Linked DNA regions of Homo sapiens: region 2 is linked to region 1. Evidence: chromatin loops called from intact Hi-C (ENCODE). Cell type or tissue: B cell. All regions are shown on one strand. Each heading gives the region's core, and the rest is flanking DNA. Links, peaks and the distances in the headings are about the cores only. Region 1 overlaps LINC01104 (long intergenic non-protein coding RNA 1104). Region 2 overlaps AFF3 (ALF transcription elongation factor 3).

The links. A loop is a pair of places that touch in the nucleus more often than their neighbours do. Peaks named below come from ENCODE experiments on the same cell type or tissue, not always from the same donor. Only the 100,000 strongest peaks of a DNase experiment are listed, where the experiment ranks them.
Region 2: a loop joins it to region 1, with 4 times the contacts of the local background. A loop is called at or near these places in 2 of 110 quality-filtered maps.

Annotation. Positions count from the first base shown.
Region 1 is chr2:100,237,252-100,246,420 of GRCh38, reverse strand. All of the region lies in intron 1 of LINC01104 (long intergenic non-protein coding RNA 1104), which reads right to left. Among named protein-coding and RNA genes, the nearest start is that of LINC01104, 34 kb to the right of the region's middle. In B cell, for the core only: CTCF peaks have their summits at 45, 3,072 and 3,276 (motif pointing right); DNase peaks (open chromatin) are centred at 80, 670, 1,550 and 3,310; H3K27me3 peaks cover 206 bases.
Region 2 is chr2:99,924,872-99,932,871 of GRCh38, reverse strand. All of the region lies in intron 7 of AFF3 (ALF transcription elongation factor 3), which reads left to right. Among named protein-coding and RNA genes, the nearest start is that of AFF3, 210 kb to the left of the region's middle. In B cell, for the core only: no CTCF peak of the experiment used is centred there; DNase peaks (open chromatin) are centred at 4,241, 4,641 and 4,951; H3K4me3 peaks cover 1,174 bases; H3K27ac peaks cover 5,699 bases.

The DNA.
Region 1 (9,169 bases), core at 20-8,019:
CTTTTTTTGGTCCCACAAAGAAAACGGTAACCTCAGCATCTTGGTCTCAACGAGAACTGGGTGCATGATCCCATCCAACCACAAGGGGGAAAATGAGGAAATGGGTCCTCCATGTCCTCAGACACTGGAGAACAGAAGTATACGCCAGCTCTAACGGGCACCACACATGAACAGGAGGGATTGAAACAGAAAAGGGGTTCCTCCTGATGCGTGGCATTGACAGAGCCCAGTTCTGCCTCATGCCAAGCACCATCTCGCCCCTTGATGATGGAAAATGGTTGCATGTCTTGTTTCCTGGCCCCCATCTCTGTCTTGGTACAGAGTAAAGACTTGAGCCTCCCTTCTAAAGACAGGAGTCCCGCTGAGCTGACCCACCAGCTGACAGATGAAGCCATGACATCTGCTGACCAAGTTCCCCAAGACCCCTTGAGACTCAATTTCTGAAGAGGGTCTGCTGGGAATATCCTGTCTCCATGCTCTGCCCCGCTGTTGGGACACCCTCAGCCTCTGTGGAGCCTCTTGGTCTGACAGCGGGGCTGGATGACTGGCCACCTCTTGACTGTGCCAGCACCTCTACTGCCATGTTCTGCCTGGGGGACTGGAGTTCCTTCTAGCCCTGGCAGAGGGGACTACCCCTAGGATCTGTCCCACCCCATAGCTGGAGTCCTCCCAGTCTACGGGGGTCAGCCCATATGACCAGCAGACTCCTAAAACATGAAGGCCTTTTATTTAGAGAGCTCAGTGAAGGATACGACCAGAGAAATGAGCATCAAGGCTGAGATGAGGGAGCCACACTGGGATACAGCCTAAATTAGTTTTGACCCCCCTGCAAATCCTGCCTTGTCCCTTCTCTCAGTTAACTGAAAACCCAATAGCAGTTAAGTTCAATTCAGAAGCTGAACACCAAGCCAGGCATTGTATAAACGCCTGGGACCAGCAGTGAGTAAAAGACTAAAAAACATGGCCTTTGCCCTGTGGGATTTGTCTATGGGGAAGATGGATATTAAGCAAGTGTGAAAGTATGAAAAACCTCTGTGTGTGTGGGTGGGTGTATTAGAGCTCTATAGAAGCACATACAAAATGGAGAAATTATCCTAGTCTAGTGGCTTAGGAAAGAGCCTCCTAGGAAAATGGCATTTAATATGAAACTCAAAGTACGTAACAGTGCTTGGCCAGAGAAACAAGGTGTGTGGCTTAAACATGGTCACAAGATTAAAGACACACATTAAAGGTCACACATTCTTTGCTCCTCCATTCTCTGAAAGAGTCAAATTCCTAGTCCTCATCCCCTGGATTCTGGGCTGGCCCTAGCCTTTGCCTGTAGAATGAGGTAAAAGTGACTTTCTGGGTTTTCTGAGGCTGAGTCATGAGAAGCCTTGAGCTTCTGCCCAGACCTTTCAGAAAACATGCCCGGGGAAACCAGAGGCTGCGTAAGGAGTACAGCTATCCGAGACCACCATGCTGTGAGGAAGCCCAAGTTAGCCTCGTGGAAAGGCAGCATGGAGAGAGGAATACCCAACTGGTCCCCTGCTGTTCCTGCCACCCCAGTAGAGCCCAGGCAAATGAGTAAGGAAGGCTTTGATAGTTCCAACCCCAGCCACCCTCTGACTATAACTGCGGGAGAAACCCTGAGTGGGAACCACCTATATAAGCCCAGTCAACCAACAGAATTGTGAGAAATAATAGTAAGTTATGCTTTAAACCACTGAGTTTTAGAATAATTTGTTCTACCGCTATAGACAACTGAACCAGCTCCTCAGGACCAGCTGCAGTACCTCACCCTCGGGCATAGGACAGACAGAGAGATTTTTTTTTTTTTTTGAGACGGAGTCTCGCTGTGTCACCCAAGGTGGAGTGCAGTGATGTGATCTTGGCTCATTGCAACCTCCACCTCCCAGGTTCAAGCAATTCCCCTGTCTCAGCCTCCCAAGTCACTGGGACTACTGGTGCATGCCACCATGCCCGGTTAATTTTTTTTTTTTTTTGTATTTTTAGTAGAGACAGGGTTTCGCCATTCCTAAAATGTGAAGGTGTTTCTTTTAGAGAGGTCAAGGAAGGATATGACCAGAGAAATGACCAGCAAGGCTGTGATGAGGGAGCCACCCTGGGATACAGCCTAAATTAGTTTTGATCCCCCTGCAAATCCTTCCTTGTTCCTTCCCTCAGTTAACTGAAAACCCAATAGCAATTCAGTTGAAGCTAGCCTCATGGAAAGGCAGCGTGGAGAGAGGGATACCCAACCAGTTCCCTGCTGTTCCTGCCACCCTAGCAGAGCCCAGGCAAGTCAATAAGGAAGACTTTGATGGTTCCAGCCCCAGCCACTCTCTGACTGTAACTGTGTGAGAAACCCTGAGTGGGAACTACATTTATCCAGTTATCTGTAGTGGTGTAACAAATCATTCTAAAACTCAGTGGTTTAAAGCAATAATTTATTATTATTTCTCATAATTCTGTTGGTTGCCTGGGCTTATATAGGTGGTTCCCACTCAGGGCTTCTTACACAGTTACAGTCAGATATTGGCCAGGCAGGTCTCTAACTCCTGACCTCAAATGATTTGGCTGCCTCGGCCTCCCAGTGTGGTGGGATTACAGGCATGAGCCACCGTGCCCGGCCCAGAGATAGACTTTTAATCCATCCACAGATGAACCGGGGAGAGGAGTGATTCATCAACGTTTTGAAACTGTATTTAAGTTAGTTTGGAGATGGGTGCATTAAATTTCTCCTGGGGACAAGACCTATCGTATTTAGAAAGCACCTGAGAACACTTTAGAACCAGGGATTCATGATCATGTTTTCTGAGCCGGCCATGATTATGCTGGGGAACTAACAACACATGCATGTAGCTGGATACAATGTAGATTCCTCAAAAGAAGAACCAAGGGAGGTCATAAGATTTGAGTTAAGAAATAGAGATTTCCTACTTACTCTGTGCTGATTTAGTTCACAAAAATAAGCATTTCCTCCTTGAGGTCTAAGAATGTGTGGGGCTGGGAAACATTTGGTAAGACTGTGAGGAAAAGAACTGAAAACAAAAGTTCAGAAAGAGTTGGCAGAGCACAGGGCCTGCTGGGCTCTCCTTGCATCTAGGTGGTCCCTGGGCCCTCGCGGGTGAAGGGCCCTGGCCCCGCTGGAGCCTGTCCAAGGCTGAAGGTGTGAGGTTGGGGTCTCCCAGGCCTCCTCAGAGCAGATGAATGAAGGTGGGGACAGAGGGCAGGACAGACCCTGTCCAGATAGGAATGTTCTGTCCCTGGGGCACCTGTGCCTGCATCTCTCTGCATGTTTACACCGCCTCTGCCTCCAGGTGGCACTCTGAGGCCACATCCTGCTTCTCCTGCTTTGAAACAGCCAGGCCACCCCCTCCGGCCTTCAGCCAGTGTCTTCCAGAGAGCCCAAGCCAGGCCTGTCCTTTGGGGGTGAGGAAACCTCACACAGTGCTTTCCAGAAGTGGGGGAGACAGTAGCATAGCCTCCTGCCTCCTCCAGGTCTTGGCATCTGGGTTTCTCTATTCCTGAAGAAACAGAATTCACAACTTACCCTCTTCAGCCCGTGAAACTGGAGTGTTTGTGGGAGGGCCAGGCCAGCACAGCATTTTCTGTCTTCACCCCATCTGATATTCCAGCGTCCAGTGAAGGCTGTCTCCAGAGCCTGGGGGTGCAGGAGGCCGCCTGGAGGGATTTCCCCACTCTTGTTCCCCTCCACCGCCACCTCACGTTCTTTCCATGAGGCCTCATTCGCCGGTTCCTGGAGGTCTGAGCACACATCACCCACCTTGGACAGCTGCCTCATCTCATGGGCAGCCCACACCACATCAGGCAGGAGGTGGCCGACAGCGCATCCCCAGGGCGGCCCAACGGAGGGAATTTGAGTGCATGAAGCAAGAGGACAGCTGTTCTTGCTCTGTGGGGAGTCCCTTTTCAGCTAGCACCCAGTCAGCAAATGACTCTTCTCCACAAAGAGACAGAGGATGAACCTCCTCTCTAGTTTTGGCAGCAGAGGCCATGAGATCCACGGCGAGAGGCCAGAGCTGTGCAGGCTGCAAGGGGCACCAGCTCAGGGATTCCGAACGGAGGAAGGTACTTTCCAGAGAGTACTGCAGGGTATCAAGCCTTCTCCACAGTCCCACCAGTAAAACCCCTGGGGCTCAGCCTAAACCCGATCCTAGAAATGACATCCCAACACAAGCTTTGCAGGGTAAGTAAAATCTAGAGAGGAGAAAAGGCAGACCCAGGCAATGAGAAATGCAGGTGGTCTGGACCAGCTCAGGACAGACATAGCACCTTTTCCATATGCAGTGAATGATGTTCTCATGTTTGTTGGTGTGAGGAATTGAACATTAATATCAGAAGCATTCTGTGTTACCTACAGCTGACTTTATGTTATGTTGAAGTCAACTGGATGACAAACTGTCTTTTGTCTTCATTCTAGAGCAAAGATACTAACTATTCCTTTCATTGTCTTTAGGGACACTCACGTTAATTAAAACTCTTCTGGGGTTCGTCATGAATATAGTTCTAGTTCGGGCACCCAGAGGACCCAAATGAAGCAACTGCCACACTTATGGAGCACTGCTCTGAGAAGCCATGTTCCTGCCTGGTTCTCCATGGTTATGAGCTTATAGCAGAAAATGCATAGAAACACCCTGTCTCAGCCTGATTTCCCCTAAAGTACATCCCAAGACAAGGGCTGATGGGATTGAGGTTTATTCAGGGATGCAATCCCCAACAGTAGGAGTGAGGGGCAGGAAAGAGGGCAGGGAGGATAGGCATTATGGAATTGGGCAACACAATCAGTCATAGATGCTCTCAAGAATCTTCTGAACCTGCCAATTGAGAAACCAGGGAGCACAATGACTCCCCTCTCATGCCTCCCAGGTCAAGGGGCTCCTTCCGGGGTATGAACTCTGCTGCACTCCCAGGTGACAGGGATGTGAAGCAGTTTCAGGCGCCCCACACCTGGGCATCACAGGGAGGTCCTGAGGCAGGGTACTGTCAGTTCTTCACTCCGGGGTGAAGCTGGTTGCCACCAGATGGGACCTGGTTCCTGCCCCAGTGGTGAGGCTGCAGAAGCTGGGTTGAGTTACAAGAGATGTTATCCACACAAGCACGGACCACCGTGGGGAACGGGTCAGTGTTTAGACCACAATTCTCCATAGAAAGAGTGTTATGAATAAACAATGACTAGTGTAGCTTGTAGTCAAGTCCACAAACACCTTGAGCCCCCTTCTGAGTAAACTGTCCTGGGAAAAACATCAAGGCTCTTGCGTTGAAAGTCAACAGAAAAGGAATCATCTGGAGTAGAATAGTATGTTTAATGTTCATCATGGATGCTGGCGCTTGAGGAAAGCAGGCTTCCTTGGAGAAAAGGAATGAGGTCGTTAGAGACAGCACTGAGACTGAAAGGTGCTTCTGGGTCTGTTCCAGAACTTTAGAAATGGAAGGCCCGGGAGCATCATTGCATTGACCTCCCCAGCAAAACACGGGTGTGGTGTGTGCTTTTCCTCAATACACTATGATCACCAACGCCACATCCACATTGTTCGCCCCTGATTTTGGTTAGTATTTAGCTCCCAAACAGAAGGAAGAGAGGGATGGAAAATGGAAAGAGATTTTCCTGGAGAAACTCCTTTGAGTCACAAGAGAATGAGAAGGAGGAAGAGATTAGAGAATAAAGATGGGCGCGTGTGAGGGAGGATGCCTGCGGGATGCCTGTGCGATGAACTAGCTCTGCACATCACTCACTGGTCACTAAAGACAAGAGGGCCATGGTGGAGGATGGGAGGTGCATGGCACAGACTGGCTCCTCTCAGAAGGATGGGCGGAGTGAGGAGGAAGCCAGCCATCAGGAGTTGGTAGGAGGGGACACCGCTGACCCCAGGAGCTGGGTTGCTGCCGATGATGGGGCTAGCACGGTGCAGGGCCGAGGACCAGGGCAGCGATTGTTTGTGTGAATGGAAAACATGTTGTTTCTTAGGAAGGTGGTGCAGGCCTTGGGAACTCCAGTGGCTAGTTTGCATTTTTTAAAATGTTATGCTAATAATATGTCACTGCCACGGAGAAAAGGCTCTGGTCTTCTGTGGAGTCCGGATTCTATCCCTGAACTGTTCTTGCAGGTAAAGATTTATATAAAATGCTCAGAGGAGGCTGTAATAGACTTCGAGACATATTTCATAATATTTTCTAGCATGCCACTTGATGTCACAGGCAGATTTATGAAAAGGCAGTATTTATTATACAATATTCATGTTTTATTAAATCTGATTACATTGCAGGAAAGAGAGAGTAGTGATGGCAGCCTCCAGGCTGAGCTGGGGCTGAGTCCCCCGCCCCTACCTGACGCCAGGATGAGGACCCAGACATCGCATTGTGGGCTCTCAGCTCTGTCAACGTCTTCCTCAGATAACCTGGGTGGAGGGGGGTGGGCATCCCTTGCCTCTTCTGACTCTCACTCTGTAGGAAAAGAACCGTGCTTGCCCCTCTTCCCACCTGGACAGGCAGGCAGTGGCCTGAGCAGAGTATTAATAACACATGGGGAGACAGAGGACCTCTCTCTTACCTGTGGGAGAAAGGAGCCTGGCTGGCTATCCAGCCTGCAGCCTGAAGCTTCTCTAAGGAGCCACACAGTGCGGAATTTATCCCCGGGGCTCAGCGCTCCCAGCTCCCCAGCCAACCTGCCCTCCTTGGAAACCTGAGAAGATTCACTTCAAACAGGCCTCCCTGGGCCAAGAATCAAATTGGCCTGGCTCCCCTCTGATCTCCGGGAGTCTGTGAGCAGGGGGTCCCGGCAGCTGGAGTAACTCAACCCCTGCACAACCCAGGTTCTTTTCTTTTCCTGGACAAGATTTATGCGGCAGGGTTTAGTCTTTACCGCAGATAGACATTCCCAGGAGAGGCCCTGAACTCCCCTGTACCACAGCCCCTCAGTCCCTGCAAGCTAACTGGAAGATGGGCTTTTAGATGAAGTTGGGTTGATACCCAAGGAAAAGAGAATTTGTATGAGATTGAGGAATCGCTTTGCACAACTTGATGGACTGTGCTGACCCTTGGAGGGGAGGAAAACAAGGGGCTTTGTCAGCTGCGACAGTGTGAAGGAGTCAAGGCTTAGGCTCTGGAGATAAGAAAAAACAGATTTGAGCCCCGGCTACCTTGTGTGCTGCCTTGTGTGACCTTTGGCACTAACATCCTCTGTCTCAGTTTTCCTACCTGTATAACAAGGAGGGGAACAACCTCGTAGGGTTGCTGTGAAATAATGAATATTAAGCACAGCCCTGGCACAGAAAAAGAAGTCAATAACTGTTAGCCATTATTGAGAGGTCATTTAGTTAATTCATTTAAAGCCACAGAGCCAATGGCTTTGCTGTTGTTTGATACAGGTCATTACTGACCAGTGGACAGTGTTCCCATACAGAGGGGTGTCACCCAGGAAATGATGGGGGAACAGAGAAGCAGGCCCTGGCTGTCATCAGTCCCCACCCAATGCTAGGTCTACACTGGCCAATGCTTGAGCGCTAAGGATGTTAGAGTTAGGAGGGGGTGCCAAGTGATGTGAAATAATGAAATATCTTGTGCACAAAGCATCCCCGTGTGTCTGGGGGCTGCAGACATTTGCCGCAGGAGGGCTGTGCCTCCCGTGGGTGCAGCTCTGCACTTCTCCACCGCGGGACCTAAGAACATGCTCAGGCTGCAGTGAATGCCCTTTTATTTACCTGGCGATGTCAGCTCCAGACAGCCTGGGCCTGGCTGCTGATCTGAATCCTAATCAGCTCCTCACATCTCCCTTTCTTTAAGGACCCTGGGATGCTAATCACATCCCCAGGGAGGGGCTGCCGCTCTGTGAGCATCTGCAGTGGATGCAGGGCGGGCCTCATTCAGCCTTTAGGCAGTGGCCAGGGAGAAAAAGGATTTTTTAACTTTGCTGACAGTTTCAATTAAAAAACAAAATAGAATAAAGACTTGTGTCTGTTGGCCATACTGCAGTGACATTTGTATTTTTTAAACAATTATTCAAAATTACTTTCTATGCAACCTCCATTTTAGTTTGTCTTTAAAGTTGCCCTTGTCTATTGATGTGTAACTCAGTGCCCCCAAGAAATTGTGACAACAGCCCTACACCTCACTCTAGGTTTCCCATACACACTCTCAGGGTTGTATTGGAGGAACTCCTTTTCTATACAGATACCCTGAGAAAGGACCAGGACTGTTATAAGAAGGGTTTTAATATCCTTGGAATTGAATCCAGCCCTTCTTTCATTGAGTGTATATGTGCTACGGCACAGCTGGGTGGAAGAGGCCCTGCCCTCAGGGGCTTCCACTCAAAGTGAGATGCTACATGGCTTCAGCCTTTCCTGCTGCCTGGAGCTCTGCTGGTCAGCTCTCCCTGTTGGACACCCACCCCCTTCCCCAGCAGATAGTGCTGGAGTGCATCGTAAGAAAGGAGGTGACACATCTAGGGAGGAGGTTGTGGGAGGGGAGGCCCGTGGCTCTGTGACACTCATGCCCCCAGTGGACGTCTGCCCTGCACTGCGCCTGTCACCCGGCCCCTGGGAGACGGTAGATAATGACTGCAGGGACTCCTGGGGAAGTCTCCCTTCCCACCGCTACATTTATTCCATCAGAGTTTTTTTTTTGTTTTGTTTTTTGTTTTGTGTCTGTGTGTGGGGGTGTTTTTTTGCCTAAGTCTAATTAAGTCTAATTGGTGCAGTCATTATGTCAGAGTGAATGTTATTATTTTAGTCAAAAGCAGTAAACTAGAAAAGACAGTCTGTACGACAGCTTTCCTCTCTGTTCCATGGCTAAGGTTTTTAGGAGAGGCCCAACAAGACCTGACCGTTTACAGTTGTCATCAACTCAGACCTTCCAGGTCCCCAGAGAACAAATAGAAAACGGACCTGTTGAGTTTTGCCTCCCATAATCTTAAGTGAAGCTGTGAAAGTTCGCATATCTAGACTACGTCTACCTAGAGAGGGAAGATAGCGCTGCATTCCTTTCCTCCTAGGAGTTGCTTGTCTACCCGGTGGGATTCCTCACCGTTGAGTGCTGAACGCAGCCAACGGGAGGGCAGTGTGCATTTGTTGAATGAATGAATGAAATATTCAGCATCTGTGTGTGTGACACACTGTACCATGTTAGTGCTGCACGAAGCAAATTAAACACAAGCCTCACCTTTGGTGAG
Region 2 (8,000 bases), core at 1-8,000, 310 kb after region 1:
AAGTTAATTGGAAACTATGATTAATGGAGAAGTCTATGGGGTCACGTGGAAACTGTTTACCTTGCCACCTCTCTGTAGTCATTAAAACTCTTGAAAATGAATTTTCTTATCCTAAGAGTGTAAAACTGATGTTGTGGAGCATTTTGCACATGCCAGACACAGATGAATTCAAGACGCAGTCCCTACACTCCGGGTTTCTACAGTTTAGCTGGACAGAGATGAACAAAATTGCAATGGAGTGTGTAAGGGGCCATAGTGTGCAAGGCCCAACACCTCCCTGAGCGAAGGACGTCAGCACTGGTTGGCTGGATCCTGGCCAAGCTTGCTGTGGGGAAGTGGTCGATGTAGTGTGGGGAAGGCCATTTGCACTGATGGCCCCTGTGGAGCGGAACATTCTCATGGCTGTGTCTGTTACCCAAATAACTAGAGGATGCTCTGTGTGCAAATCTTGTTTTCTTTAATCAGCATAAAATCTGGAATGAGGAGAAATAGCTTCTGAAATGCGCTTTCTCAAAGAAGGATGAGCAGAATGAGCCACACCATCTATACCAGGAGTGTCCAGTTTTTTGGCTTCCCTGGGCCACATTGGAAGAAGAAGAATTGTCTTGGGCCACACATAAAATAAACTAACACTAACAATAGCTGATGAGCTAAAAAAAAATCGCAAAAAAAATCTCATAATGTTTTAAGAAAGTTTATAAATTTGTATTGGGCCGTATTCAAAGCCATCCTGGCCTGCATGCGTCCATGGGCTGCAGGTTGGACAAGCTTGATCTATACCATCATATATGTGATCACAGTGCTGTATTAAGGAAGGTAAATGCACCTAGTATTTGCAGTTAAAAAGTCTGTGCCATTTAACATTTTGTTTTTCAGGGTTCCTGTGGGCAGACTAGGGCACATAACAAACCTTACAATGCAGATTACTTTCACTTGTAGTATGTTGGGTTTTGGGGTTTTGTTGAGACAGAGTCTTACTCTGTCACCCAGACTGGAGTGCAATGGCACCATTTCGGCTCACTGCAACCTCTGCCTCCCGAGTTCAAGTGATTCTTGTGCCTCAGCCTCTTTAGTAGCTGGGATTACAGGAACCCGCCACCATGCCTGGCTAATTTTTGTATTTTCAGTAGAGACTGGGTTCTATCATGTTGGCCAGGCTGGTCTCAAACTCCCAACCTCAGGTGATCCACACGCCTCAGCCTCCCAAGGTGCTGGGATTACAGGCGTGAGCCACTGCACCCAGCCTATAGTATGTTTATATATGTCAAATAACTGCAAAGGAATTGTAGTGATCTCTAAACAGTACCCTATCAATAACTGTTGTTTTAAGTAGTTAATGAAAAAAATAAAGAATCCATCAGTGTTCTTCCAACACCTCAACACCAGGGCCCTTCTGGGTTTATACCCACAAAGGTCCAGCCTGTTTCTAGCCATATCGATCAATAATACCTTTTTTCTCCCTTATAAAAGATCCATATATTGTGCAAGAGAAATTGCTGTTTTTGCTATTGCTTTTAATGGCAACGCTGCAGTTACTTTTGCACCAGCCTAATTCTTTGGCTTTCCTGCAGAGAAAGCAGCTCACTTTTCTTGACATCTCCAGGGAGTGGCTTGAGCTCAATAACTGTTCCATGAATGGATGACTGTTAAGTCCTGACCCATCCCACCTGGGGCATAAACTAACCAAAGTAATGAGATGGGAAGGGGGTCCTTACATTTATTTCATCATTTTGCTAATTTTTGTCACAAATCCAACTGATTCTAGAGTCATGATAATCCATGGTTATTTAATGTCTTAAACCTATGAACCGTCTACAAGATTACAGAGTTGAAAAAAGCAAAGACTGGGTCTGTAAATTTCAATTCTGAACCTTAAGCTGGTGGTTCTCGGAACTTCAGTATGTAAGTGCTTAGACAAGTTACTGAGTTGCTCCCGGATGTGCTGTGAGAGCCATTGTAAGTGTGACTTTAAAAAAATATGTACATCTCTCAGATCTCATTAGAGCCTCATAGAAATGGAACATGTCCTTGAAAACCATGAATTGGAAAATGCATACATTTTGAGCTTGTGTTTGGGGACTAGCTCTCTGGGTCCCAGTGGTAAACTTAGCCCATTAATGGCTGATGCTTTAAAGAAATATAAAAGCCCCTAGGCTAGTCTCTTCTTCCCTCCCCCCATCTGCATAGCAGGTACCAATCTTCATCAAAGCTTTTGAACCCAAGTCTCAGATTGCCTTTGATCAGAAGCCTGGTTTGTCCCCCAGTGCAGAAATGTAGGAACTGTGTGAGAGAAAGAGAAAGAGGGAGAGAAGGAGGGAAGAAAGAGGAGAGAGAGAAAAAGAAAGGGAGGAGGAGCAGGAGAGAGAAGCCTGTCTCGCCTACTATAGAATTTTCTTCTCTCCTCTCAAAACAAGTTCCTTACACATTTGGCTGACCGCATGGTACACGTGGCTGGTGTCAGGGTTCTGTCTGAACTCTGTGATTGAGGAGACCAACCTGCAGGAGCCACTTTGAAGATGCTTACTACTGACAGGGCAGGATCCCATGAGGCAGGCATTTCAGGGCTACCTTGTCCTTGGAATTCACATTTCTTGGAGCCCTGGAAGGGGACCAGCTGTTCAGCTCTGCCTGTCTTGTGAACAGGTTGCAATCCTTAGGAAAGGAAGTATGACTTTTTGCTTCATTCTACAAAGTCTTCTTTTATAGTTTCTTGGCTGGAAGGCACAGGATTTGGATAAATTGAGTTTATCCTGTAGACCTCATCTACACAGTAAACACTCTCTTAGCCCAGAATCAGTGTTTTCTTTAAGTTTAGAGAGATGCTTGTGTACAGTTCTGTGGCAGTCTCCATCTCATCCTGAAAACACTTTATCTATTTTAATATCCCAAGACTGTCTGCTTTCCTGAGTTTGTAACACATGAAGAAGTCAGATACTCATTAAAAAAAAAAAAAGCTAAAAATTCAAAATGTATAATGGCGCATTTACCCCCAGTTCTCTTTCACTGAACATGTCAAACTGTATTTTAATGTCATGCTCATTTTCAGATATTTGTTGGCATTCTAGCCTCTTCAGTTGTTCAGAAATGCCATTTTAAAGCTCTTTTGGTTGTAAAATGCTGTACCCAAAACACATTTGCTTTAAAATTTCTCAATTGCCTTGTACTTTATTGCACTGTGAACTTGGAGTCTAAATCAAGTGAAGGCAAGGCAACGTGATGTCAGAGTGTGCTTTGTCTAAGAGGACATTTTTTGGTAAAAAGATATGTGTTGAATAAGGTTGTTTATTCAGATTATTAATATGGGAAGTCCAGGGTAACAAGAAACTAGATTCATTAATAAATAAAAATAAATAAGCACATCAACATAAAATTAAAATGAAGAAGATAAGCAGTTACTGATGAAAGGGATGATTAGGTTCTTTCTGTTGCTGGAGCTGAATTGCTCCAAAATTAATTTTATGAATTTTGATTAAGTAACGTAATGAGTCTGAATTTTCTCACCCTTGCTAAGCCTTTTTATTTTATTTTATTTATTTATTCTTTTGAGATGGAGTTTTGCTCTTGTTGCCCAGGCTGGAGTGCAATGGTGCAGTCTTGGCACACCACAACCTCTGCCTCCTGGGTTCAAGCGATTCTCCTGCCTCAGCCTCCCGAGTAGCTGGGATTACAGGCATGTGCCACCATGCTTGGCTAATTTTGTATTTTTAGTAGAGACGGGGTTTCTCCATGTTGGTCAGGCTGGTCTCAAACTCCCAACTTCACCTTGCTGAGTTTTTACTTTCATTTACGCATGCCATTTCTTAAATAATTGTCCAAAATGTATTAAACTGATGTCAATTATTCTTTTTTTACTTCTTTAAAAGTTGACTTTAATCTACAGTATTTCCTTCTAGACCTGAAAGTGTGGCTCCTGTGGTGTTTCTGTGATGTGTGAGTCGCACACTGCTGTGTAGTGTTTGTGCGGTCAGAGTTGTTATCATCAAAGGCTGCTGCCACTTCAAGAGAGTGGGTCTGAGCTCACCCTGGACTAATTTGACAGGTCCCTTAGAGTTGAGATTATAAAATTCTTCATTCAAGTGAACTGAGGTTGGGGTGGTCTCAAGACACAGCCATGGTGTTACCTTACCCAGCACATGGCCAAGACCGGCCTCCGGAGGCTGCATCTTGTTTTCTGGTTCCTTTCTGTGTTTCCTGTTGACAAATGAGCACAACTGGCCTTATTTACTGAAGTGATACGATAAAAAGAGGAACCTAACTTAGTTTACACAGATACAGTTACTGAACTTTTGAAGGAGTCTTTCATCCATGGCAGCTTTCAAGCTCCATCTGACACTGGAAAACAAAGTTTACGAGAACAACAACTTGTTCTAGTTATAGAAATGTAATTAGGTGAGTATGTGCTGTGAAGATGACCTGGAAATATCAGCTTTCCCTTGTAGTTGTCTGTGAGGACAAAGAGCTTGTATTCAAGGAACAAGTTCAAGCTTCCTTGAACTTGTATTCAAGGAAGAATCCCTGGCTTAATGTTTTATATATTTTAAAAACTTACATAATGCCATTTACCTGCTGCGTTGAGATTTTCATGAAGTTATTTAGTCTTAAACTTTAATTTCCCTTCCCATATTAGTACATCTGCCCCACAATAGCTATGTAGACTCTGAAGCATGAAACAGCCTCTGTATAAGTCTGTTTTCACGCTGCTGATAAAAGACATACCTGAGACCGGGCAGTTTACAAACGAAAGAGGTTTAATTGGACTTACAGTTCCACGTGGCTAGGGAGGCCTCACAATCATGGCGGAAGGCAAGGAGGAGCAAGTCACATCTTATGTGGATGGCAGCAGGCAGAGAGAGAGCTTGTGTAGGGGAACTCCCATTTTTAAAACCATCAGATCTCATGAGACCCATGCACTATCATGAGAACAGCACGGGAAACACCTGTCCCTGTGATTCAGTCATCTCCCACTGGGTCCCTCCCACCACATGTGGGAATTATGGGAGCTACAAGATGAGATTTGGGTGGGGACACAAAACCACCCAAACCATATCAGTCTCCCACGTGCTCTGGGGCCTCTCAGTATGTACATTCATGGTTCTCTGATTAGGACACTTAGTATTTAAAAAAATTTTTTTTAACTTTTATTTTAAGTTCAGGGGTACATGGGCAAGTTTGTTACATAGGTAAAATTACATCTTAAGGGTCTGTTGTACAGACTATTTAATCACCCTGGTGTTAAGCCTAGTAATCATTAGTTATTTTTTTCTGATCCCCTCCCTTCTTCTGCCCTCTACCCTCTGAAAGGCCCCAGTGTGTGTTGTTTCCTTCTATGTGTCCATGTGTTCTCATCATTTAGCTCCCACTTATAAGTTAGAACATGTGGTAGTTGGTCTTCTGTTCCTGAGTTCATTTGCCTAGGATAATGGCCTCCAGCTCCGTTCATGTTCCTGCACAGGGCACGATCTCATTCTTTTTTGTAGCTGCATAGTATCCCATGGTGTATATGTGCCACATTTTCTTTATCAAGTCTATCATTGATGGGCATTTAGGTTGATTCCATGTCTTTGCTATTATGAATAGTGCTGCAATGGACACATGTGTGCATGACACTTAGTACTTTTCAGAGTGCCCTGGAGAGGCCCTGTGGCTGGATTGTTTCTGACTCACTTAGAAACCTTTGGAAAATTGTTTAATTGCTCATCTCCTAAGCTTTTGACTTGAAGCAAGCTTTGGCTTGTGCAAGTAGGGGCATGATGAGAGTGGGGATATCCATAGTGCAGTTTTCACATCCTTTCCTTTAAGGAGGTAGGAGTCCAGGCTCTCAACAATTCTAGGACCACCCTACACATAGCTTATGCCCTGAGCCTGTGTGAGATTGCTGGTCTCAGTTGGAGGGGCAGTAGAAGTAGACCAGGATTGGCATCACTTGGCTGTGATGCCGCACTTCAGATTTTTTGGAGATTTACATTTGGGGGCAAAATCCTGATTGTGTTTACTTAAAAAAATTATGTTTTTTTTTTAAATTTTTAATCTGTTAACATAAGTGGAGGAAAGAAATCAGGCTTCCAGAAAGAGGTCAACAGAAGCCTTGTTAAGCATATATTGTATTTTTTAAGAGGTTGTTGAATCGTGACAGTACAGACCATACTTAATCCTCTGTAACCCCCAGGCAGGGCAGGCTTGCCCCTTGCACCAGCTCCTATGCTTCTGAAGCACTTTGCTTGTTCCACAGAACCATTAGACTCATACTCAGAGTATGAAGCAGAAATCACAATTGAAATTGTCCCTGAGGCTCCCTAAATCTCTCACAAAAAACAGCTAATCCGTATTCTAATTTACCCGGTCCTATATGTATGTATGTGTAATGTGTATGTAGAAATTAATAATGCCTGAAGTAGGTGGTTTGAGTTTGGAGGCTTTGTTATATGAAAAATTTGTATCTTTAAACAGTAGCATCCAGCTCAGTGCAGAGAAATGAGAAGCGTAAAGAACCAGTGCCTGACTGTAGGAGGTAACAGGCCCCGGGCTTCCACTCCAGTGTACTCGGGTGTGCATGCTTACTGGGGAGAAGGGCAGGTGGGAGCAATGGCACTGCTTAAATTTCTTTTGTGCTGTTGCACCCCTGTATGTGCACTTTGCACTTGCAGTCTCACTAGCTCTCTCGCTTTCCTTTCCAGGCATATATATTTAGATTCTGGTATCGTACTCATTGGTTTATGCTACAGCTGTAACCCCATGCCTGAGAGTTGCATGAGTACTGATGACTGCAAATTATTTATTTTTGTATCCTCAATTCCTTGAATAGTTGAATTGGGGCTCAATACATGTTTGCTAAATGATGATTGCATTTAACTGTGAGCAGCTTTTTCAGATATTAATCAAAATGCCTGCAAAGACTACACAGTTGCAAGGGACATCAGCTTATATCCCAACATTATTGGTTCCTGATCCATAGTTGTGAGACCTTGGTTGATTCCCTGATAGTACAGCAACTCCCTGGGAATGGAAGTTCAACTTGTTGGCTTTAGAACAACATAAGCAGTTTCATTGAACATTCACTGAATGTCTCCTCTGTGCTGAGCCCATGTCAGGGACTGGGTCTTTAATCATGTTCTTGTATGCAGCATCCCTGCACTCTACCTGCACATGACTTCTGAACAGCATGCTCTGCCCAGACAGCCTCAGTGAGGGCCAGGACTTGAACCCTGTGGAAGCATGTAAAGACATATTTCCGTGGTGGCAGAAGGCTGAGAGTTCAGCATACTGTCTGTCTTCACTTTTGAGTTGTTCTTTCATCTGCCTAAGACTCATGGCAGAGCACTCATTTCACAAACTTTCACTGAGTGCCGACTATGTGCCAGGCACTGTGCCATGTGCTGAAAGTACAAAGACTTTAATATGTAGTCCTTGACCTCAAAGAGCTCAAGAGTAATTGACAGAAATTCCTAGATCATGATCTGTGATGATGAGAATCATTCCTTAGAAGGGCTTGCATATAAACATATTTATATACTTATTTTGTAGGAAAATATCCTTAGTAAGCTTGAAAAAATAAGGATTGATCATCCATGTCAAGCCTGACATAAATTTTAATAAATCAGTGTGAGCAAAAGGAAAAAAAATGTACAATAATAATAAAATAAAACCGTAGTCATTTATACTTCATGCTGTAGTTCTAAAATAAAAATTCTCCTTTGGGGCTGGTGTGGTAGCTCACACCTGTAATCCCAGCACTTTGGGAGTCTGAGGCAGGAGGATTGCTTGAGCCCAGGAGTTCGAGACCATCCTAGGCAACATAGTAAGACCCTGTCTCTACAAAAAAATGTAAAAAATTAGCTGAACATGATGTCGCGCACCTGTGGTCCTAGCTATTCAGGTGGCTGAGGTGGAAGGACTGCTTGAGCCCGGAAGGTCAAGGCTGCAGTGAGCCATGATCAAGCCATGTCACTCCAGCCTGGGTGACAGAGTGAGACCCTGCCTCAAAAAAAAAAAAAAAATTAATA